Regions from separate parts of the Homo sapiens genome. Here region 2 is linked to region 1. Evidence: read pairs that join two places in POLR2A ChIA-PET (ENCODE). Cell type or tissue: Panc1. All regions are shown on one strand. Links, peaks and the distances in the headings refer to the core of each region. The heading gives the core; the rest is flanking DNA. Region 1 overlaps CAND1.11 (a long non-coding RNA gene). Region 2 overlaps SBF2 (SET binding factor 2).

Region 1 (12,994 bases), core at 2,218-10,217:
TTCAAGACCAGTCTGGCCAACATGGTGAAACCCCATCTCAAAAAAAAAAAAAAAAAAAGAAAAAAGGCCAGATGTGGGGGCTCACGCCTGTAATCCCAGCACTTTGGGAGGCTGAGGTGGGCAGATCATGAGGTCAGGAGTTCAAGACCAGCCTGACCAATATGGCAAAACCCCGTCTTTACTAAAAATGCAAAAAAAATTTAGCCAGGCGTGGTGACGTATGCCTGTAGTCCCAGCTACTCAGGAGGCAGAGGTAGAAGAATCACTTGAACCTTGGAGGTGGAGGTTGCAGTGAGCCAAGATCACGCCACTGCACTCCAGCGTGGGTAACAGAGTGAGACTCCGTCTCAAAAAAATAAAATAAGGAAAAAAAAAAGCAAAACAAACAAACAAAAAAAAAAAAGAAAAAATGAGACACGTAGAAAACAAACAGCAAGACGATAAACATAATCTAACCATATAGATAATTACATTAAGTATAAATGGTCCAGATAGTCTGGTAAAAACAGAGATTAACTTTGTGCTATCTATGGAAGCCCACTTTAAATATAGAGGCACAGACGGTTTAAAATTAAAAGGACAGTAGCTGGGCATGGTGATTCACACCTGTATTCCTAGCACTTTGGGAGGCTGAAGTGAGAAGATCACTTGAGCCCAGGAGTTTGAGACCAGCCTGGGCAACATGGCAAAACCACATATCTACAAAAAATACAAAAAATTAGCTGGACATGGTGGCACACACCTGTAGTCCCAGAGAGTGAGGAGGCTGAGGTGGGAGGATCACCTGAGCCTAGGAGGTTGAGGCTTCAGTGAGCAATGATCACACCACTGCACTCCAGCCTGGGTGACAGAGTGAGACCCTGTCTCATTTATTTATAATTAAAAAAAAGGATAGAAAAAGATAAGACATCACAAACACTTATCAAAAAAGTGCAGTGGCTATATTAATATTAAACAAAGTAGACTTCAGGGCAAGAAATATTACCAAGGATAATGAGGGACATTTTCTAATGATGAAAAGATCAATTAATCAGAAGATTTTAAGTATATATATATATACCCAGTAACAGCGCTTCCAAATATATGAATTGCAATTAGACAAAAATAAAGAAAAAAGAAAAAAATGAATAAAAAGTAACAAAAATGAAAGGAGAAATGGAAATATTCACAATTATGGTTGGAGATATGAACACTGCGTTCTTAGTAATTGGTAAAACAGACAGATAATCAGTAAGAATAAAGAAGGCTAGAACATTATCTACCCACTGATCTAATTGATAGGTAGAGTGTTAACACCCAGTGACAACAGAACACACATTCTTTTCAAGTGCATGTGGAACATTGAACAAGATAAAACACATTCTGGGCCATAAAACAAATCTCAATAAAATGAAAAGAACTGAAATTACACTGAGTAGGTTCTCTGTTTAAAAATAAAATTAAATTAGAAATCAACGACAAAAACATAACTGGAAAATTCACAAATATTTGGAAATGAAATGACATTGTTCTAAACAACTCATAGGTCAAAGAAGGGAAATTATATTTTGGAGTGAAGGAAAATGAAAACAAAACAAATTAGAATTGGTGGTATGGGCTGAGCGCAGTGGCTCATGCCTGTAATCTCAGCACTTTGGGAGGCCAAGGTGGGTGGATCACTTGAGGCCAGGAGTTCGAGACCAGACCACCCAACACAGTAAACCATGTCTCTACTAAAAATACAAAAATTAGCTGGGTGTGGTGGCCCGTGCCTGTAATCCCAGCTACTAGGGAGGCTGAGGCATGAGAATTGTTTGAACCCAGGAGGTGGAGGTTGCAGTGAGCCAAGATCATGCCACTGGACTCCAGCCTGGACGACAGAGAGAGACTCTGTCTAAAACAAAACAAAACAAAACAAAATGTAAAAAAACAACAACCGCCCCCCTCCCCCCACAGAATTGGTTGTATGAAGCTAAAGCAGTACTTCCAAATAAATTTTAGCATTAAATGTTTTTATTAGAGAAAAAAAGGTCTAAAAAAAAATCAATGATCTAATCTTCCACCTTAAAACAAAAACTAGAAAAAAAGCAATTGAACACAAAATAAGTAGATGTAGAAACAATTAAGAATGTAAGGAAATGAGAGTGAAAATAAATGAAATAGAACACAGAAAAATAATAGAGAAAGTAAATAAAACCAAAAGCTGTTCTTTGAAAAAAAAAAAAAAAAAAGGCAATAATAAACCTCTCACCAGGCTAACAGAGAAAGAGAGAGAAGAGAAGAGAGAGAAATTGCCAGCATTACGAATGAAAGAATGAAAGAGGGGACATTATTATAGATCCTATAGATATTTAAAAAACAAAGGAATATTATGAACAACTTTATGTTTAACGGGTGAATTCTAGTATACATTAGAATGGAATAATACCAATTCTATACAAACTCACTTAAAAAATAGAGGAGAAACATCGCCCAACTTGTTTTAGGAGATTAGCATTATCTTGGTACCACAAACAAAACTGAAGACCAACATGTCTCATGAATAGAGGTAACAGATTAAAACCAATGGTAATACTTTGGCAAATTAAAACCAATAATATTTGAAAAAGAAAATATATCATGACCTAGTGGGGTTTATCCCAGGAATGGAAGGTAGACTTAACATTTGAAACAGAAAATCATCAACATCTAAAGATCAGTTAACTACTTACATATATTTCACCTAGTTTTTATATAGTTCTATTTTGTACATTTAAAATTTTAAATAATCTGAAATTAATTTTGGTATATGGGGCTAGGGTAAGAATATAAATTATTGCCAAAGTGTTATTTTTTACAATATCATTTGGTGAGTGAATAACTTGATATTTCTCCATTAATTTCTCATGTTTCCTTTGTCTTTTAAGTAACTAATTTACATGTTGTGTCAGTACTTCTGCCAGTATTATAGTTGTATAGTGTTTAATAATAGTAGTTTTAAAATATATTTTTTATCTGGCAAAGCAAAGGATGTCCCATACTTTTGTGAACATTTTCCCCAGTTCTTTCTTAAAATTAAATATATTTAATAACAGGTAATATATATACTTAGTTTTAAACTCAAATTATAGAATACGGTATACATATTTAATAAATGTTACTAGTTTCTTGTATATCCATCCATAGATATTTTATACATAAACTAGTAAATATGATTTTTCCTGTTTTTAAAATGTATATATACAAATGGTAGCAAACTATGCATGGTCTTATGTATGTTGCTTTTTCACTTAACTTTATATCTTAGAGCTCATTCCATTTTAATATATAAAAAGCTTCCTCGTTCTTTTTTACAACTGCATAGTATACCAATGAATGAATACCGCAATTTATTGAACAGTTTTCTGTTGATGTTTATTTAGGTCATTTCCATTTTCTTACGTCATAACAATAAATAAAAAATAATTTTGTACATATATTTTTAACATAGATACAGGAATATCTGTCAGATTAATTCCTAAACAGGAACTGCTAGTCTAAAAGGCAAGTGCATTTATAATTTTTAAATATTGCCAAATTGCTCTCCATAGAGGCTGTACCAATATATAATACTGTGAAACAATAAGAAATACATATATGTATATACTGGTCTCTGACCCTGGTTCCTGACATGGAGCTCCTAAAACCCTTGTAATTTCTGAAGTGAAAGGGTACTAGGAGCATCTTTGTTCTAATAAAATGACTCTCGGTGGGCTCTTAGATGGGGGCTGTTCTCGAGGAAGACCAAGCCATGATTAGAAGCTTGGAACTTCTGGAGATTGAGTTAATAATGAATCATGCCTACATGATGAAGCCTCCATAAAAGTCCCTGAAGTACAGGGTTTGGAGAACTTCTGGGTGGGTGAACACATCCGCGTGATGGGAGGGTGGTGCACCCCAACTCCACAGGGACAGAAGTTCCTATGCCTGTTCTGCTTTCGGACCTTGCCCTATGTACCTCTTCCTCTGGCTGTCCATCTGTATCCTTATCATATCCTTTATTATATAATAAACTGGTAAACGTAAGTGTTTCCATGAGTTCTATGAGTCATCGTAGCAAATTATCAAACTTGGGGAGGGGGTTGTGACAGCCCTCAATTTGGTAACCTGGGGATCTACTCCTTGTACTTGGTGTCTGAAGTTGGGGGCAGTCCTGTGGCACTGAGCCCTTAACCTGTGGGGTCTGCCGTAACTCAGGAAAGTTAGTGTCAGAATTGAGTTAAATTATAGGATACCCAGTTGGTGCCTACAGAGAATTGGAGAATTGGTTGGTATGGGAAAAGCTCATACACATTTAGTGGCCAGAAACATTATGAGAGTATAGAGAAGAAACGTTTTTTTCCCCCTATGCAAAATACCATCAGCAACGTTTGAGGGTGCCTGTTTACCCAAACTCTTATCAACATTGTTTTCAAACTTTTTGACCATAACATTCTAGGTGGTAAACAGCTTATATTGCCTATTGTTTTATTCACATTACTTTTATTATTGATTTTTAAGTTCTTGTTTACTATTATTTTATTTCTGGAAGTTGTCTTGGAATTTTAAAATATAGCTTTTATAACTAAGGTATAGCACTGATAAGAAATGATAATTTTGTCTTCTTGCCACATCTAGTTTTTGTTTTATTCCTTCATTTATTGCATTGACCTTAACTTCTAGAACAATATTAAGTAATAATAATAACATTGATCTTTTTGTTTGGTTACTGATTTTAATGAAACAATCTGTAGTATTTCAATTTTAAGTAAGATATTGCCACCATTCATTATGTTAAGGGATTTTTCTGCTCTCCCTAAAAATTTGAAAGTTAAAAAAAACCCACCAGAAATGGATGTGGAACTTTATCAAGTGCTTTTCAGAATATAGGTTTGGGTGATTTATTTTCTTAAGGATGAACTGTATAATTTTAATACATTTCCTAATGTCAAACCATCCTTACGTTGTTAAACCCTCCTTGACTATCATGGATGATTTTTTGATGTGCTTTAATTAAATTTGCTAATTTTTTTCCAGATGTTTTTCTGTCCCCATTCAAAAGTGAGACTGGTCTTTGTGTGTGTGTGTGTGTGTGTGTGTGTGTGTGTGTGTGTGTGTGTGTGTGTGTGTGTATGTGCTGTTCTTGACAGGTTTTGTTATCAGGGTTATGATAACCTCATAAAATGAACTGGGCAGCTTTTCTTCTTTGCTTTTTTGCCCAAATTCTTCTCTGCTCTCCTGGCCTGGGGAGAACAAGGCTGGCCTGTGTTCAGACCTGCTCCAGGACCTCTGGTGACCTCCAGCATGTTCCCAGCTCTCTTCTTGACTCTTAGTGGTGTTGTCTCTGGCATCTCTCTGCTTCTCCTCCGGTCTGGCTTCCCAATGTGATCCCCTAACATCTATGGCTCAACCTGAACTGGCCTCTGTGTGAACTCAAGGGAGGGGATTTCCTTGGCAGATGGAGGTTCTCCATGTGCCCCCCATCCCCCCACTTCCTCCAAGAGCTCTCCCAGCTGTGATCTTTAGCTCCTCCTTGCGCTTCTGCCTCTAGCTCTCTGCTGCCCTCTAGCCACAACATCTGTCCTTGTCGTGGCTTTCCGCAGGCAGAGGCATTGAGAATGGAACTCTGTTCAACAGATCCAGTTGAACTCTGTTCAACAGATGTCTCGAAGCCCTTGGAAGTTCTCCAAAGTGACTGGTTTGAAGGGGGTGCTGCAATGAGGCAATGGGTTGTTTTGGCTGCCTCTGAAGAAAAGGGGTGCCAGAATAGACCCAAAGCCTGGACTCTGCCCTCAGTGGGGAACATGAATTACATTGCTGCCAAAGGACAACTCTGAGAAGGCCTGGTGCCGCTGGGCAGGGCAGCTCTGCAAAGTCCGGAGTAGGGAAGGGATCATATTCAGTATGGACCTTTGCTCAGCATGCTTCTTTCCTGTCCTTCCCTGCTAACTGAGACAACATGTATGTCCAGCCTTTCTGTTCAGCTGTCAACTGTGAATGACACCCGATAGTGACTCTTGAGCTATGCTTGGAATTGTCTGGCTTTAGGCTGACACCTTCCTTGCCATCCCCCTGATGCCATCTAAGGCCACGGCCATGGAGAGGGACTTTTGTAAGTATGCTGTTCATCACCATTTAATATCATCTAGTGGTTCTAGAATCAGGCAGATTTGGGTTTGAATTCTGTGCATGCCACTTACTAGCTCTGTGATTTTAGGCAAGTAACTCAGCATCTCTGAGCCAAGTTTTCTCGTCTTTAAAACAGAAAAATAATAGATATACTTGTTAAGCTGGTGTGAGATAACAATGCATATAAAGCACTTGGCCTAATGCTCAACCTAGTAAATATTCTATAGATGTTAGTTGATATGGTTTTGCTGTGTCCCCACCCAAATCTCATCTTGAATTGTAGTTTCCATAATCCCCACGTGTCGTGGGAGGAACCTGGTGGGAGGTACTTGAATCATGGGGGCAGGTTTTTTCTGTGCTATTCTCGTGATAGTGAATAAGTCTCATGAGATCTGATGGTTTTATGAAGAGCAGTTCCCCTGCACACGCTCTCTTGCCTGCCGCCATGTAAGATGTGACTTTGTTCCTCCTTCACCTTCTGCCGTGATTGTGAGGGGCCTTCCCTGCCATGTGGAACTGTGAGTCCATTAAATCTCTTTTTCTTTTAAATTACCCAGTCTCAGGTACTTCTTCATAGCAGTATGAAAATGGACTAATTGGTTAAGATTATTCTTTATCCTGATTGTTCTGTATCTCTCTTGAGAATCAGTGTAACCTCTTCACTGATATTCAAGGCTCTCTTGAGGTTGGGGTCAGTTTATGAGCTGTCTTTCCAGTCTTATCTCCACTACTCTGTTACACATACTATATTAGTCAGCTAAATTTTCATCTCTTTGCCTTTGTATATGCTGTTCTCTCTGCACTCAGAGTAACCTCCTCAGCATCCTTGACTGAGAATCTTCCCAACTGTCGAGGCCCAAGTTAAAATATGACCTACCCCATGAAGAGTTCCTGGCTGCCCCTTGAGAGGTTTTTCTCTGCCTCCTGTAGCAGCACAGCCATTGTAACTATTTTCAGTCAAGAACTGGATGAGATTGTCCCCTGAGAATGAATTTAATGTCAAAGTTTGTCCTAAGTTTTTGTGGACATCCCCCCAACCTCACCCCAATAGTTGATTTCTGAGTGCCTGAACCTGAGAGGTGCTATTGGCTCCAGCATTTCTTTTATTTTTATTTTATTTTCTTGAGACTGAGTCTTGCTCTGTTGCCCAGGCTGGAGTGCAGTGGCATGATCTCTGCTCACTGCAACCTCTGCTTCCTGGGTTCAAGTGATTCTCCTGTTTCAGCCTCCTGAGTAGCTGGGATTACAGGCACATGCCACCATGCCCAGCTAATTTTTGTATTTTTAGTAGAGATGGGGTTTCACCATGTTGGCCAGGCTGGTCTCGAACTCCTGACCTCAGGTGATTCACCCGCCTTGGCCTCTGAAAATGTTGGGATTATAGGTGTGAGCCAGCACGCCCTGCCAGCTCCAGCATTTCTATGTTGGAGGGGTTAGGAGGCATTGCAGTGGAAGGGGAAGCTAGAAGTCTTGTATGGAAAACACACTGATTTCACTTACATTGTATACTTTTTAGGGATGGCTTAGGGGATGGGGGTAAGAGGTTGGGGTCAGGTGGCATTGGCCCTGCTGATGAACCATGGATATTCCTAATCTGTGAGTGAGCCAATGGAGTCCTTAAGAATGGCCGATAACTAAATCAGCTCTAACCTAAGCAGTTGTTGGATGTGAGACTATGAACAAAAGTGTGAGGTCACATGGAGTCTGCAGAGAGACAAGCCAGGCCGCTACCATGCGTTGCCTTATAGCCACCTCCAGATCTTTCTCTGAAAAGCCTGCTAGGGAGATGAGATATTTGGCCTGGTTGGGTAGGCTGGGCCAGCTAGTATGGGTGAAAACTTGAGATTCTTAGGAGTTGAGCTTCTGGTCAAAAGAGAGAGAATGGGTTTAGGCAAGAAAGGGCTTTACTTCTCCAGGGACCTCTCAGGTTGATGGGAGCTTGGCCCAGCTCTATCTACCAAGAACCACGGTCAGGTGGTCAGATTAGGGCTAGAGGTATACCCATCTCTGGGAAGTGAGTTGAGGGCTGCCCCCACGGATCCCATGACTTGGGCCTTACTTTGAAACCTGTGACCTGGTGTCTGGGCATCCTCCCGCTGGATCAATGGGCTGGGTGAGGGAGGAAAACAGTGTAAGGTGAGGGTCAGGGAATGACCCAGGCCTGAAACAGAGTCCCCAAGAGATGCTTGCTCCTTTGGCCTGTTGTGTGAGGCAGCAAAGGATGAGCTGAGCCCAAGGTGGGGGCAGGGTCACAGGCAGAGGACCTTCTAGAGCACAGCTCTGGAAAAGCCTCGTTTGCGAGACTCCAGTCTAGTCCCCAGTACCCAGCCCTAGTCCCTTCCCTACCTTTCTCTCTGAGAAGTTTATTCTTCTCTTAGACCTGGAGGAGTCATGAGTGCTTTTGCCAAATATTTCGTTTTCCCCTCTTCCAGGAACATGATAGGATTGCACTTTTTGGCTCCTTGGTGACCCTTTGTGGCCAAAGGGTTGTGAATGGAAGAGGTGTGAATCATTTCTGGGCCAGAGCATTTCATTGCCAGTACAAGACCCTCCAGAGTGCTCTTTCCACCCACATGCAGGTGATATTCAAATGATGGCTGCTTTATCAGCCTGGGCTCCCAGGTGAGATGCGGAGTGAACTCCCAACCATGGACAGGTAGCACAAGAGGGAAATGCACCTCTGCTGTTATAAAGTACTGACCTCTGTCAGTCTACCCCCCTGAGGATCGAGGTCTTCTGTCTATTTTCAGTTTTACTGTCCTACAGTATTGCTTTTTTCTCTTTTTTTTTTTCCTTCAAAGCTCTGTGCCCTTTGATTTACTTCCGTCCTCTTATTTTCTGCTCTTTCTTTTCCAGGTTCTTGTCTTTTACACACATATCCTTGGGTGCCAGTGCTACTTTGCCATTGCTTAGTTCTATCCTCAGGGCCTCTAAACTCCCCTCTTTGACTGTGAAGAAAGATGGGCTCCTTTCAGGCAAGATTGTAGAGGCTGGAGCTGGAGAGGGCAGAGGGCATGTGGTGGCAGCTACCAATGCAGCTCCCAGTGATCTCCACCTCCTGGTATTCACACTTTTGGGTAGTCCCCTCCCACCTGGTACTAGTGTAAGTCTGTGTGATCAGTAGACTATGGCAAAGTGATGGTATGTGACTTCCAAAGTTAGGTTATAAATGATTGTAGTTTCTGTCTCAGTCACCCTGTCTTGGATAATTTGCTCTGGAGAAGCCATGTCATAAGCTATGGAGAGGCCCATGTGGCAAAGAACTAAAGCCTCCTGCCAATTGAGCTTCAGATGCCTGCAGCCCTGGCAACCCTGGGAGAGGCCCTGAACTAGAAACATCCTGCTAAGCCACTCCCAGGTTCCTGACCTCATAACAAAAGCTACAAAGTGTGGAATCATTAATTAAGCAGCAATAAATAACTAATACGGGGCAGGTATTTGGGAGATTGTGTTTGGAATGTCAAAGCCCAGTAGAATAACAATTCCAGATCTCTGCTTAGTATAGGTTGTGTCCCTTGATCTGGGACAGATTTGGCCACCATGGCTGGTGACCTGAAGGGTCAGGTTTCCCATAAGTCTTTGTGTATGGTTGCTGAGGGCACTCAACCCAGGGGAGTAGGGGGTAGGAAATACTAATACAGATTGTTTTCTATCCCTTAGAAATCTCTCTTGATCCAGTCTCAAAAGACTCACTCAAGCCTGTCTTGTGCTAAACAGGGAGTTCTAAGTAAAAACTCAAGCCATTTTACAAATAATGCAAAACATCGATGTACCATCCACAGTTCTTTAGGATACTTTTTCTGGGTGTGACACACAGGGAGAGAGCCTACATGACACCGAGAAGGTTCCACACATCTCTGGTGGTGCTGAGTGCAAAGAGCAGTATCTGAAACTAGGACCCTGTGGGGCAGTAGATGCCCCAGAGAGAGATTTGCTCATGGGCAAAGAGAACTCCTGTGAGACACATTCCACAAAAGTGAAAGCCTAAGTTATTAAAGGAGAACATTAGTTGGTGAAATTAGATCTCTTATTGTTAAAGAATCTTCACTCATGCTTGCAGGCTTGCAGGGATTGGGAAAATTTGGGGTCCAATAATAACAAGAAATATTATTTATCTACTTATTAAGCACTTACCATGGGGGTAGGGAGATTGGGAGATGTTGCTCAAAGGAATAAGATTAGACAGAGAGAACAAATTCAATAGATCTATTGAACAACCATGTGACTGTAGTTAATGATGATGTATCATATACTTGAAAATTGCTAAGAGTAGATTTTAAATGTTCTCACGAGAAAAAAATGATAAGTATGAGACTTCAAAAAGTTCATGGAAAAATGGAACTAAAAAATTAAAATACAAAATATAAACTTGATTTCTCACTATAAGCTCCATCAAGATCAAGACCCTGTTGTAATTGATGACAGCACGATTTAGTCCATTTCTGAAGAACCGAGGGGTCCTGGGAACTTAGCCATGTCAATTCAGTCTTTTTTACATTATTAGCTGAAGAAAATGGGTGCCTTTTAAAGACTTTTTAAGAGTAGGAAACAAACAAGAAGTCAGAAAGAGCCAAATCAGGATGCTTAATGATTTCCCACCAAAACACTGTCAAAATTGCCCTTGTTTGATGAGAGGAATGAGTAGGAGCATTGTCGTGGTGGAGAAGGACTCTATGGTGAAGATTTCCCGGACATTTTTCTACTAAAGTTTTGACTAACTTTCTCAAAACACTTTCATACTTAGCAGATGTTATCATTCTTTGGCCCTCCAGAATGTCAACAAGCAAAATGCCCTGAGCAGCCCAAAAAATTGTTGCCACGACCTTTGCTTTTGACCTGTCCACTTTTGCTGTGAGTAGACCACTGCCACCCCTTGGTAGCCATTGCTTTGATTGTGCTTTGTCTTTAGGATCATACTGGTAAAGCCACCCCCTCATCTCCCGTTACGATTCTTCAAAGAAATGCTTCAGGGCCTTGATCCTACTTATTTAAACTTTCAATGGAAAGCTCTGCTCTTGTCTGTAGCTGATCTGGGTGCAATGGTTTTGGCATCTATTGAGCGGAAAGTTTGCTCAACTTTAATTTTTCAGCCAGAATTGTGTAAGCAGAACCAATTGAGATGTCTATGGTGTTAGTTATTTTTTTGTGCTGGTAATTGTCAGTCCTCTTCAATTAGGGCACAAATGGGATGATTTTTTTCCTCACAAGTTGATGTGGATGGTCGGTCACTGCAGGCTTCATCTTCAACATTGTCTCATCCTTTCTTAAAATGAGGTATCTGTTTGCAAACTGCTGATTTCTTTGGGGCTTTGTCCCTATAAACTTTTGTAAAGCATCAGTGATTTTATCATTCTTCCACCCAAGCTTCACCATAAATCTGATGTTTGTTCTTCAATTTTAGTAGAATTCATGTTGGTCTGATAGAGGCTCTTTTCAAACTCATGTCTTATCCTCCTTAGTGCCTCAAACTAGATTCTGTTCAACATATTATAACAAGTTAGTATGAGTTTATGTTGGTGCAGAAAAAATTTTAAATCCATGCATAGTTTTCTCATAAGACACATTTTTCATAAACTTTGTGAAGTCTCTTTGTATGTGAGATAATGGTTATGTTAATTTTTAGTCATTCCACAATGTAGTCATTATCAAACATCATGTTGTGCATGTTGCACAAATATATACACTTTCATTTGTCAATTAAATAGAAGTTCAAAGAGTGGACATATTATGAAGTATAGTATACTGCAAGATAGAAATGAATTTGAAAAATTAAACTTGGGGGAAAAAGCACTTACCATGTGACTATTTTAAACTATTTACTACTTGAAAACAAACAGTTCATGAACATCATCTTTTTCAAGCTTTGAAATAATCTATAAGGTGGATATTATTCCCATTTTTCAGATGAGGAACCTGACATTACATAACTTGCTTCTTTCAAGTGCCTCCTCCAAAGGGCAAAGCTGGGGCCACACAGGTGGGTGCCTACCACCCTTAAAGGCACAGTCGTCTGGTGTCCCCATCTGACGCAAACAGTCCAACTCTTGTGTTGTGAACACAAGTAGATCCACTCCTTTTTGAGACCGATTCCCTGGAAGGGAGCCCATGCCACTGCCTGGCCCAAGACTCTTGGCTGCAGGAAGCTGACCTGCTTTTATCCATGGAGTCAGCAAAATGTGAAGATAATTTATAATAGCCATTAGCAGAGTGCATTTGAGGTCAAGTATGAACCTCCTGCACTTCAGCTCTACACAGATCTGTGCAGGAGCAAAGAGGAGTCAAATTTCTGGAAGCAATCTAACCATAACAAATGAAGACTGTGTTGCTTCAAGGCTTTTAGGTAAGTGCTAAAGGGGAGATGGAGAACAACAGTGTGAACATACTTAACACTACTGAACTGTACACTTAAGAATGGTTAAGATAGTAAATTTTCCATTGTGCGTGTGTTTTTTTGCCACAATTAAAAATAAAAATAAAAAAGGAGATGGTCTCCTTTTTTATTTTTATTTTTAATTGTGGCAAAAGTGATGATCTATAGCCTGCACAGATATAGATCAGATCTATTACTGATAATTCTCCATATTTATCAGTTGGTAAATGGGACCTGTAAAGGAAGTGTGGGTCTGTGTGGGATATAGATCATCAAGATAGAGAAGTGGGGGAGCAGATGCACAGTCAGATCAGGCAGAGGTAGACCATAAAAGGCCGTCACAGAAACTCTACCTGTAGCCAGTTTCATTCTGGTGAGGAGGATTGGCAGTTAACCTCAGGCCCCTAGGCCATGACTGTACTTTATTCAAAGTCACTGTATATGTGTATACATGTATACACACACACACACATATGTGTATATATGCCTATATATACACACATATCTGTATATATGTGT
Region 2 (12,994 bases), core at 1,572-9,571, 320 kb before region 1:
TTTTTATTACTCCATTTTCCAGGTAATTACTTAACTGCTTGGAATTAATTATATGATACTATGTTTAAATTTTTTTCTTTTCTCAAATAGCTCATCAACTGTTTAAATAATATTTGTTGAAATACACACATTCCATTGATTTATAAAGCTTCTATTGTTGGACACTGATCTCCTATACACAATAGGGTCTGCTTCTGGAGTATTGGTTTTGTTCCCATAATTGTTTTTACCCTTGACACTTAATTCTTGAACCTATAGCACACTGATACAATTTTTGCAGCTTTGTAGTATATGTGGTTATTATTTGGTCCTTGGAGACAGAATCAATCAAGCACTTTAACTTGGTACTGAATGTCCCTAAGTAAGCCTCATCTGTAAAATGGAAATGTTAAAACCTATCAAATGGTGTTTTGTGAGAATAAACTATATGTGAGTTAAATAAAATAGAATGAAATAAAGTGTTGTAAAACTTTTAGCACAGTACCCAGAACATAAGACTTTAATTTATCATAAGCACTACAATCTTTTTTCCTTTGCACAAGCTTTTTGTTTGAATTGTCCTTTTTCTTTCCCTTACTCTAGGTGTTAGCTCTTATTAAAATGTCCACTGAGTCTTTTAAACTCTGTATGATTTATTCCAGTTGCCTAGTCTGCAATTATTATCTGTTTCACTGAATGATACTTAGCATATGATACTTTGGAATGGTTTTGTACTTAAGTTTTGGTTCTGCTTCCCAAGCTAGATTTGAAGCCCACTGTGATGGAGAAACGTATCTTATGTCTTCTATGTCTCTCCCTCTTTTTTCCTCCTCTTATCTCTCGAAATTACAAAATTCATTCCCTCTCTCTTTCTTTGATGACAATTTGATGACACACCAAATGTTCTCACTGAGAACTGCATAATTACCACTGATTCAGAGACAAGTATATAAACATATGAAATAACTTTAAAAAGATATAGAACTAAATTTAAATTTTAGATATTTAAAATTTTATACTTTTAACATATTTTAAGATAATCAAATGATTATTTAGATAAGTAATAAAAGTCAATGTAAATCTATCATATTTTGCTGATTACTTAAAAAAATTTAGGATCACATTACCTAGTTGAGTAATTTTGGGAACATATTATCAAAAGTTTAATGCCAAGTTTTGCTTATGATTACTGACAGTGTTACTGTATCTTGGAAAGATAACAGAGCTAACATTTTTAAAGTTGCACAATCACATTCTGGATGGTGTATGTCCCTAAGTTCCCCCTCTTTAGGCTTCCAAATAATGTGTCATAGTATATTTGGTATGAAGTAATTCACACCAAAAAAGAATTAAAAGATCTATTTTGAACTGATGATATGATCCAAAAAGAAAAGAAAAACACATTTTTAAAGGGACATAAACAGTTCATGCCAAAAATGAAAACAACTTTACTGATGACAAGAAAGAAACATCTTCTGGGTTCTATTTTTTTTTCAAATTCTGCTTCATTGTTTATCCCTCTTTTCCACCAAGCCCAAAAGACATTAACTTATGTTTCCAGAAAAGTGGTCTTACAATTCTGGCTAGTACCTAAGTACAATTATATAGAATCCGGAATTCTCACAACCTATCCGCATTTTCAAAATCTTGGAAAAACTGATATGAAGCAGACTGTAACCTTTTGTAAGGTGATCGTAACAAATAAATTATGATTTCTGGGCCCACTTAAAATGGCAAGTAGGAAAATATCTAAGCTAAAAAGAGAAATAACTTCTTGACATATGGATTCAAACTATACAAGAACCCAGATCTTAGCTTCTAATATTATTCCCTATTCAAAGGAGTCAGACTCCTTGAAGAAATGGCTGATTTCAAGGCAGAGGCAGGGAAGGAATAAAATGATCCTAGATCAACTTGTTATGATGAAAAGTTAAAAAGTACTTTTTCTAAAAGGAGATCTGTGAAAAGAACACAGGAATCTGTCTGAGTGGTGCACGCTGGTCAAATATGGGATAATTTGTGCATTAAAATAATAAAAACCATTAATGATTTACATATTATTGACAAAAAAAAAACCTGAATCCATGTATCTGTAGCTCAAACAGACAGGAAGAGAGAGTTCCTGCTTATAGTAAAAGGTCGACTGCTGACTGCTAAAAATAGAGGGAGTATGGAGTTAGAAAATAATCATTTTTTGTTATCAGAATCAAAATTGCTATAGGCAAGAATCATTAGTAAATGCTGAAATCTAGGGGAACATGATTGATGAACAGTAGGATATTTGCATAGTGTTAGAGTGTCTTCTAGTAGACTGATTATTAATTGCAAACATAAAAATCGCCACTATGAAGTGGAGAAATCTGACAATCATCTGACCAAGTTACCAAAATTAACATCATCAGTGAGGGACAGACAGGCATTGTGGACTTCCGGATGTGTACTCTTAGAAGGATGCCCTTAGAAGGAACACAGGTAATATTCCAACTGTTGACACAGCCTGAAACTAACAATGAGAGATACTGGAAAACAGAAAATAAGAAACATTGTATTAAAAATGGGGGGTGAGAAGTTACATTATTTAAAAATGTCAACATTATAGACAAAGGCAGCACAAGTATTCCAGATGAAAAGAGACGAAAGAGAAATAAAAACTAAATGCAATATATGTAGTATGTACTAGATCCTGTACTGGAAGAAAAAAGGGATGGGGGGGTGCTATAAAGGACACTATTAGATCAAATGACAAAACTGGAATATGGATAGTAGGTTTTATTATATTGATGTTAAATTTCCTGAGGTTGATAACTGTACTGTTTACGTACTGTTCATGTACCTCTGAAGCATATACTAAAGAATTTAGGTGTGTGTGTGTATGGGGGAGATGGGGAGAGGAGAGAGGGGAAGAGGGAAGAAGGGATAAAGAGAGGAAAGAAGGGTAGGGAAGAAAGACCTCAAATAAAACGATGGGGCAAAATATTAACAACAGGTGAATATGGGTAAAGGCTATATACATGTTTGCATTATTCTTGCAACTTTTCTGTAAGTTTAAAATTATTTCCAAATTAAAAGTTTGAAAAATACCCAAGAATTCCTAGAACCTATTTATAAACATCTGCCATTAATATAATGTCAATATATTGCCTTTCTGTCAGTTTGTCTAGAAGAAGAGGGGTGAATAGTGAAGAGGGAGAATCTAAATAATTATAGTTAGTTTCATTAGATAATTCCAAAGAGTTGTGAAGCGATACCCTCAAGAATATGGAAATAACAGAATATACTGAATTCTCAGCATTAACTTAAATGCTAAAGATCAACAGAGAAACGAAAGGCCAATAAAAGAGACAGAGTGGTTCTTGGGCTAGAGAACACTCTCTAACTTATTCAGATTGAACTGATAAAAATGAGAATTTGATTAGCTATTTGTTGGCAACATATATCCAAACATTATCCAGGGGAGAGGAGACTTAAAGTCACAGACTGAAAGTTTTCTGTCCCCATTGATAACATACAGTAATCTCTAACTTCAAATAGAAGCAACAGGCTATGTTAGTCTGATAGTCTTTAAGTATTTAACATCAAATATCGGTTTGATTCCATAATCAAAACTCCGGACTTTGATATGGCTTTCTACTAAGATCTGGTGACAGGAAGACAATGTGCTGATAATGCATGTTTTGTTCTATATGCATTTTCAGCACTTTTCACATTTCCTATAAATTAGTAGTCTAGCATGTTAGTTTTAACACATCAGTCTAATGAACTTGAATAATGAGTCTGCATCATGAAAGGTAATTTGTCTCTTCTTGTACTCAAAAATCAGATTTCTGCATCCAGAAAATTCAGATCTTAGAGTTTAATAAACATAATCAAAACTACCAAATACTCCTTTGTTAAGCCATTTCAGAAAGCAGGCCAATCTTTTCCCCCAAGTGATGATACTCTATACGTAGCAGAAACTACAGTAGATTATGCAAACTGGCTTACTCAATATCTTCGAAGTCCCCTTTATGGTTTCCTTCTTGTATTATAGAGCCTGGAAAGAAAAACCACCACCACCAGCACCAACAAAAAAAACCCTACACTTTTTGGGGCAAAATGGGCTCTGTATACAATCTTAACTTCCACCAAAGAAACAACTCATGTAAAACTTAAAAGCAGAAGTCAGCAGTATGAGACTAAAGCAGAAGTCAGCAGTGTGAATATCTGCAGGAGAATGGATATTCTAGCACAACTATGGTGAAGGTTATAATGTCTGATATATACCCAGCATTGTAAGTGCCAAGTGGTAAAAGGTGGAAGGAATATGGTTTCTATGAGAATAGCACCAAGCTGGGCTGTTCCTAGTACCCAGAATTGGTTCCCTGCTTGTCCCTCACCCCTAAAATTTCACAAGTTGCCAAATACTTTGTTATGACTCCTTTCTGCTTAGAGAAAGTAGAGCCAGTAATGTGAAACTAAGAACCTCAACCAATAGTCTGAAAGAGCAATTATTTTATATGTCTTCATAGTTCTAGCTTATGAATTTCTGCCTGATCATGTTGATAATACCACCCCTAAGAAGAATGAGTTAACATTTGGGTGCTTAAACAATAATGTCAAGCATTGTAATAATGATTTGCAAACATTGTGAGTAAATGTTCCACATTCTATGAAAGACCTCCCAGGAGAAGGGCTGGCAGGGAAAATCACAGGTTCACCAAGAGAAGAAATTAATATTCTTAATAAACCAATTCAAGGATGCACTATTTTTAGAAATATTCAGATTATGATCAATGTTTTGAAAAAGGACAATTAAATCTGGAAAGTAATTTTAACATGTTGCTCTCCTCTCCAACCTTAAACATAAAAATTTCTTCATGCTTCTTATGCTAGCCCATAAAACTCAAACTTGCAGTTGTAACAAAAATATGGCATATAAAAAACATTCCTAAATGTTGTACCTTCGACTGTACTTTAGCTAGTAAAGGTTTTTGTACCTGAAGATTGATCTCTGCCTCATAGAAGGTTAGGCATGAGCAGTAATGTCGATCTGAGTCAATGTCTGTCAGGACAACCACAAAGAACGTTGGCTGCTTCCTCTCTCTGGACAGCTGCCACCCGCCAGGCTGACAAAACTAAATGAAATAGAAAAAAAAATGTAACATTTAAAAACAATAAAAGTTAATTATTAATCTCTGAGAAATTTTAAATGTTTGCCCATTTTAACAAATTCCTACCTGATGTGGTATGAGTCTAAAGCCAACATTTAAAAAAAAGTTAATGTACAGATTCATAATGGTGAAAACTTTCACCAATGTGCATATATATTTCATGAAGATAGCCTCGATTTCCCACAGTTGCCACTCTGGGTGCCATTTCTGAGACCCAGGTAGGCCTATGTAGGAATACCGCATCAAAATTAAAGACATCCCCCAACTATGAGAACAAATCATGGAATACATTAGAAATCAAGGGCAAAATATGTATCATTGAGGGAAAATAGAATTATTTTTAAATTTCCATATGAATCTGAGAGTCTTCAATTCATTACAAAAAAAGAGATATCTTGTTCAGCAAGACAGACCACATTCTTGTCCATAAAACATACTTCAACAAATTTAAAAAAGAGGAATCATAGAATGTCTGCTGTTAGACCATGACAGAATTAAACTAGAAATCAATAACAGGCAGATAGCTGGAAAATCCAGAAATACTTGCAGGTTAAACAACACTTTCTTTTTTTTTTGAGATAGGGTCTTGTTTCATCACCCAGGCTGCAGTGCAGTGGCATGATCACAGCTCACTTTAACCCCAACCCCCTGGGCTCAGGCGATTCTCCCATCTCAGCCTCCTGAGTAGCTGGGACTACAGGTGCCTACCAGTATATCTGGCTAATATTTTTTATTTTGTAGAGAAAGGGTCTTTCCATGTTGTCCAGGCTGGTCTCGAACTCCTGGGCTCAAGCAATTCTCCTGTGTCAGTCTCCCAAAGTGCCAGGATTATAGGCATAAGCTACTGCACCCAGCCAAACAATACTTTTTAAATAACATGAGTCAAAGATGAAATCTCAAGAGAAATTTAAAAAATATTTTGAGCTAACTGAAAATGAAAATAAAACATCAAAATTTGTGTGATGTGATGAAAGCAGTGCTTATAGAAAAATTTCTATCATTGAATGCACATATTAGAAAAGAAGAAAGATCTAAAGTCAGTAAACTAAGCTTTGACCTTTGGAAACTAGAAAAGAAGAGCAAATTACATCCAGAGTAAGCAAATAAAGAAAATAAAAGTTAGAATTGAAATCAATGATACTGAAAACAGAAAATCAGTAGAGAAAAATCAATAAAATAAAAGGCTGCTTCTTTGAAAAGCTCAATAAGCCTCTAGCCAGGCTAATTAAGAAAAAAAAAAAAAGGCACAAATTACTAACAAATGAAATGAAAGACGGGATATCAGTACAGATTGTTCTGGGCGGGAGACCCGCAAGAGGAGAAGAAAAGGCACACACACAATACCTTTAAAGGTAAACAAGCTTTATCCCATGTAAATGGCAATGTAGATATAATAAGCAAATTATATAATAAGCAAAGTAATAAAATAAGCAAATGATATAATAAGCAAATTGCAACGCAAAGGGGAGAAGGGAAAAGAGATAAATGTCTCTACACTCACCAGACTATGGAGGATTCACCACCAGACTGGGAAGCAACAGTCTGGGCTCCAGAGTTGGACACTGCACTCACCAGACTATGGAGGATTCACCATGCCAGAGGTGGTGAATTCCTCTTCAAAGGGTTTAATTGTGTAATGTCCTTGGTTCAAAGGCCCCACCTTCTTGTACTTTCTCATTTTTAGCCTGCAAGCAGCCCTCCTGCTCTTGCTGTGCCCTAACTTGCCCAGACATGTCCAGACACGTCTTGTGCCATAGCAGAAGAACCACTTCTACCCGCTCCCTTGCGAATTGTGCATCTACCCTATTTGTTCAGTGTGCTCTTGTGATCGTGGCTGATGCAGGGAGCACCCTTCTGCAGAAGTAAATTGCCTTGCTGAGAACGCTTTTTGCCTGAGTGCTGGTTTCACTTTGCAGCACCAAGCACTTGTTTCTAACAACCACTAGACTGGGAAGCAACAGCCTGGGCTCTATAGTCAGCCACTTGTCTGTGCACAGACAAAGAGAGGTCTCATGAAGCTTCAGCACAGTGTGGGACCCTAGCTGTTTTTGTAACGAGTTGTTTGGCAGGAGGTCCAGTCATGAAGGCCCTTCGTGACTGGACTCAAGGAACACAAAAAGGTCAACTTGTTTTTGTGACTATCTATTGCTTTTCTTTTTTTTTTTTTTTGAGATGAGTCCTGCTCTGTCGCCCAGGCTGGAGTGCAGTGGCACGATCTTGGCTCACTGCAACCTCCGCCTCCTGGGTTCAAGTGATTCTCCTGCTTCAGCCTCCTGAGTAGCTGGGATTACAGGTGCCCGCCATCATGCCCAGGTAATTCATGTATTTTAGTAGCGATGGGGTTTTGCAATGTTGGCCAGGCTGGTCTTGAACTCCTGACTTCAAGTGATCCACCCGCCTTGGCCTCCCAAAGTGGTGGGATTACAGGCATGAGCCACTGCACCCGGCCTATTGCTTTTCAAAAACCAAGGTATAGGAATAGATTGAAATAGAGATTTCTCTGAAACAGTGCTGGACGAACGCCTGAAGGGGCTCACACAACCTGTGCCAGGACTTGGTGACCATTGTTTGTGTCCACGTTCAATTGAGTTCAAATTTAATATTTAACTTTTCCTCCACACAAAAGTTCCCATGAACTTTTAAAGGATAATCAATGAATATTATGCACAAGTCTATGCCCACAGCTTTGACAATGTAGAGAAATGTACCAATTTCTTGAAAGACACAATCTACCAAAACTCACACAAGAAATGGACAATCAGCATAGTCCTATATTGTTAAAGAAACTGAATCAATAATTAATAACTTTCCAAAACAGAAAGCACCAGGCCCAGATGGATTGACTGGTGGATTCTTTTAAACATTTAAGGAAGAAGTTACAGTCAGCCCTCTGTATCTGTGGGTTCTACATCTGTGGATTCAACCAACCACGGATCAAAAATATTTGAAAAAAAAAGAAAAATAACAATACAACTATAAAAATAGCATATATAAAAATCCAGGATAGTAGCTATTTACATAACATTTACATTGTCTTAGGTATAAGTAATCTAGAGATGATTTACAATATACAGGAGGATATGCATGGGTTATATGCACATACCACACCATTTAACATAAAACATTTGAACATCCTCGGATTTTGGTATGTGTGGGGGATTCTTGGAACCAATCCCCTGCAGATTCCAAAGGACAACTGTATACCAATTATCTGCAACCTCTTTCAGAAAACAGAAGCAAAGGGAATACCTTCTTCATTCTATGAGGCCAGCACTATACTAATACCAAAACCAGATAAAGACATTTACAGAAATAAAAATTATTGACCAATATTGCTCATAAACATAAAAGCAAAAATATTAGCAAGTTGAATTCAACAATGAATAAAAATAATATCATGACCAAGTGGAATTCATCCCAGGCATGCAAGGCTGGTTAACCATTCAAAAATCAATTAAAGCATTATATCGTATCAACAGGCTAAAGAATAATAATCATGTGATCATACCAATAGATGCAGAAAATGCATTTGACAAAATCCAATACCTATTGATGATAAACAGCCTCAGTACACTAGAAGTAGAGGGAAACTTCCTCAACTTGATAAAGAATATCTTTTAAAAAAAAAAAACTCCTATGGCTAGTACCATACTTAATGCTGAAAAACTCAAAGCTTTCCAAGAATGATCAGGGGAATAAAGTAAGGATGCCCCTTTCACCACTGCTTCTCAATATTATCCTACAAGTCCTAGTTAACGCAATAAAATGAAAAAAATAAAAAGTATATATATTGGGAGGAAAGAAACAAAACTGCTTTTGTTCACAGATGACATGATTGTGTAAACAGATAATCTGAAAGGACAAAAAAAAAAAAAAAACCCATCCCTGGAACTAATAAGCAATTAAAAACAAGTTCTAAGATACAAAGTTAATATACAAAAATCAACCACTTTTCCTTTATGTCAGAAGTAAGTGGAATTTGAGGCAAAAATATAATACCATTTACATTAGCACTCCACTAAACCAAATAATTAGGTATAAATCTAACAAGATACGCAAAAGATCTATATAAGGAAAACTATAACACTCTGATGAAAGAAATCAAAGAACTAAATAAATGAAGAGAGATTCTATGTTCATGGATAGGAAGACTCAATACTGACAAAATGTCAGTTTGTCCCACTTTGACCCAAGGATTCAACATAATTCCAACAAAAATCCCAGCAAGTTATTTTATGGATATTAACAAAATGATCCTAAAGTTTATAAAGAGAGGCAAAAGATCCAGGATAGCCAATACAATATTGGAGAAAAACAGCTGGAGGACTGACACTACCAAACTTTGAGACCTACCAGGAAGCTATAGTAGACAAGACAGTGTGATACTGGCAAAAGAATAGGCAAAGAGATCAACAAAACAGAATAGAGAGCCCGAAGTAGACTACACAAATACCTTCAACTGATCTTATATACACATGCAAAGTGCTCAGAGAAGCCCCTGGCATATAATCCAGTGGACGTAAATGTTAGGTATTATGACCATTACCCCCTTTGATCCAACCCATGTTTCTATCCCCATCTCTTTGACATTTTCCTCTTTTGTACAGACGTTTTCCAAAACTAGCTCCTCCTTTCACTGTCTCATTGCCTACCTTGTATGAGTCTAGAGATATCAGAAAAGTAAGATCGACATGATTTCCTACATTTGGAGAGGGATGTTAATCATGTTCACAGTTTCTCTAGAGAAAGGCTTAACTGTACCTTAATTAGCAAATCAGTAAAAACATTTCTATTACATATTTAGTTTAAAATAGCAATTTATTCAAAATATTATTGATAACTTAAGAATCATTTATTCTATGAAGTCTTCTTTGAAACTTCCTAGCTTCTCTCGCCCTCTCCAAACCAAAGAATCAGGCCACGCTGTTCCTCTACTATACTCCAAAACCATCTTTATTATGAATAACAACAACAATAATAACCTATCCTCCTCTATATTTCCCTAGAACTTTTTATCTATTAATACTAATCTGGTAAAGAAAAGCCGACATCATTATCTTTATGTGTCCCTTGGTATCTGTGGAGGATTGGTTCCAGGTCCCCTCACTAATATCAAAATCTGCAGATAATCAAGTCCCACAGTCAGCCCTCAGGAAGCTGCAGATATGAAAAACTGGCCCTTGATATCCACATATTTTTCTCTCAACAACCCATCTATACTAAATTCCATAACCCTATATCTCAGGCTTATTTGTGACTGCAATAAGCCTTTTTATTCTAGAATAGCAGCTATCAAAAGAGTCCCCAATGTCAAAATTATTTTCATAATAAACCTAAGATATTGGTTGTTTCTTTACTGTGAGTAAAACTGCTTGTGTCTTAATAGGAATCAAAGCAGTGGCACCAAACTATACTAGTAATTGCTGTATTCTTTATAGCTGCACATTTGCAATAAAAAAGTCAGTTTTAATTGAAAAGGCCCTTGATGAGGCAATAAACATTTTAATTTCATTATAACTGGCATTATATATGCCAAACATATTTTGGCAGACATGTATTTGGCAGACATTTTCTCAACATAAATCAACTGGGCCTGTCACTTCAAGATAAAGATCTAAGACAATTTGTTATCAATGATAAAATATGAGCTTTCAAGCACCTGAGAGTTTTGTAATATTTTAAGACTTCTATGACAAATATTATCATACTATTAGTTAATTTATATTTTAAGTATTATATAGTGACATGTGTCAATATTTGGAAGCTGTATATAACTCACTAAACCCATATTTGTCAAATGACCAGTGCATGATATTATAAAATCATGCATGTGAAAGATCCATTCAAAGTGCCCAGTAGACCAACAGATTTTAATGTAACCATAAGAAAAGTTCACAGATGTGGTTACAAATTCCACACTGTAACTAACCTTTAAGAAACTACTATTCATTGGATATTGGAGCAGTATATAAAGAAAAGTATCCGTAATTATCTGAAAAAGCTACTAAATACTCCTTCCTCTTCCAATGACATATTTTTGAGATTTGATTTTCTTCATATACTTCAACCAAAAAAATCAAATCACAAGAGCTTGAATGCAAAAGCAGGTATGAGAATCCAGCTGCTTCTATGAAGCCAAATATCAAAGACATTTACAAAAATGTAACACAGTATCACTCTTTTCTGTATTTTTTTGTTTTGGAAAAGATGGTTATTTTTCATAAAAACATGGTATTTTTGTTAACATGGAATGGGATTTTGTTATTTAAAAGTGGGTAAATTTAAAAAAAAATTTTATTTTAGTTGTGGCTGGGTGCGATGGCTCACGCCTGTAACCCCAGCACTTTGGGAGGCTGAAGTGAGTGGATCACTTGAGGTCAGAAGTTTGAGACCAGCCTGGCCAACATGGTGAAACCCCACTTCTACTGAAAATATAAAAATTAGCTGGGTGTGGTGGCACATATCTGCAATGTCAGCTACTTGGGAGGCTGAGACAGAAGAATCGCTTGAACCTGGGAGGCGGATGTTGCAGTGAGCAAAGATCGCGCTATTGCACTCCAGCCTGGGCAACAAGAGAGAGACTCCATCTTAAAAAAAAAAATTAGTTGTAATTTCTAATATATAAATGAATTGATAAAACCACATAAAACTCTTTTAGAATTCTCAATAATTTGTGACAGTATAAAGGGTACTGAGACTAAAAGTATGGGAACTGCTATTTTAATGAGAATGGGTGTTAACATGTAACTATCCTTGGCTTAAACTACTTGGGTAGCAGAACGGTATAATCCTTGGTAGAACTGGAAAGTTTTATCAGGCTACAATAAAAGCCAAAAATATCTTTCAAAATCCTTTTACTTTCTCTCAACAAACTTCTTTCGTGAATAAGGTACATCATTTTCTAAAATGAGCCTCAGAATCAGGAAGGAAGTATGTGAGCTTAGGTTATAACATAATGTAACGATACAGCCTGCATCATCAGTTCTACCACCACCACAAACTGCCCCTCTGATAAAAAGTGAATCAGTTCTGTGAATTAACAGCAAATAATCCCATTCTCATAGAAGTCTGTCATTCATATCATTAGCTAATCACTAGGCTTGGTAAATGGTACTAAAAAACATACACTAGAGAATGATGACTGCATATTTTCACATCTTTAAAGAAACTACAGGTTTTCAATAAGGACAAACAAAATCCCTTCATTTTAGTTCTAATTCTACCAAATATATTTGACTTCTCAAATTGAAGTTACCTAACAGAAATAACAATGCAACTTTTTATAACCATATACATATAGGCATATAAGTCCCCTCTTATCCATGGAGGATATGTTCAAGATCCCACAGTGGTTACCTAAAACTGTGGATAATACCGAACCCTGTATGTACTATGTATGTATGTATATGGAACCCTATATGTACTATGTTTTTTCCTATACATACATAACAATGATGTTTAGTTTATAAGTTATACATAGTAAGAGATGAACAATAACTAATAATAAAATATAACAATTATGATATTAGACTATAATAAAAGTTATATGAATGGGGTCTCTCTCAAAATGTATTATTGTATTATACTTGCCCTTCTTATGATAATGTGAGATGATTTAATGCCTCTGTGATGAGATGAAAGGTGAATGACATAAACATTGTGACATAGCTATAGGCTACTATTGACCTTCTGATGGTAAATCAGATAAGATGGCTACTAAGTGACTAATGGGTGCATAGTGTATACAGTGTGGATAAGCTGGACAAAGGGATGATGCATATCCCAGGTGGGATGGTGTGAGATTTCATCATACTACTCAGATGGTGCATAATTTAAAACCAATGAATTGTTTCTGGAATTTTCCA

Evidence for each region. Peaks named below come from ENCODE experiments on the same cell type or tissue, not always from the same donor. Only the 100,000 strongest peaks of a DNase experiment are listed, where the experiment ranks them.
Region 2: POLR2A ChIA-PET joins it to region 1 with 10 read pairs; 2 of 35 experiments call an interaction of 5 or more read pairs at or near these places.

The regions. Positions count from the first base shown.
Region 1 is chr11:10,361,300-10,374,293 of GRCh38, forward strand. The region is part of intron 2 of CAND1.11 (a long non-coding RNA gene); the gene reads left to right. Among named protein-coding and RNA genes, the nearest start is that of CAND1.11, 59 kb to the left of the region's middle. RefSeq lists an enhancer at 5,263-5,762. In Panc1, for the core only: a CTCF peak has its summit at 5,538; a DNase peak (open chromatin) is centred at 5,492; H3K4me3 peaks cover 241 bases; H3K27ac peaks cover 2,583 bases.
Region 2 is chr11:10,037,889-10,050,882 of GRCh38, forward strand. SBF2 (SET binding factor 2) reads right to left here. Exons shown (of 40, transcript NM_030962.4): 3 at 4,956-5,093. Among named protein-coding and RNA genes, the nearest start is that of SBF2, 250 kb to the right of the region's middle. RefSeq lists an enhancer at 6,280-7,479. In Panc1, for the core only: no CTCF peak of the experiment used is centred there; no DNase peak of the experiment used is centred there; H3K27ac peaks cover 4,691 bases.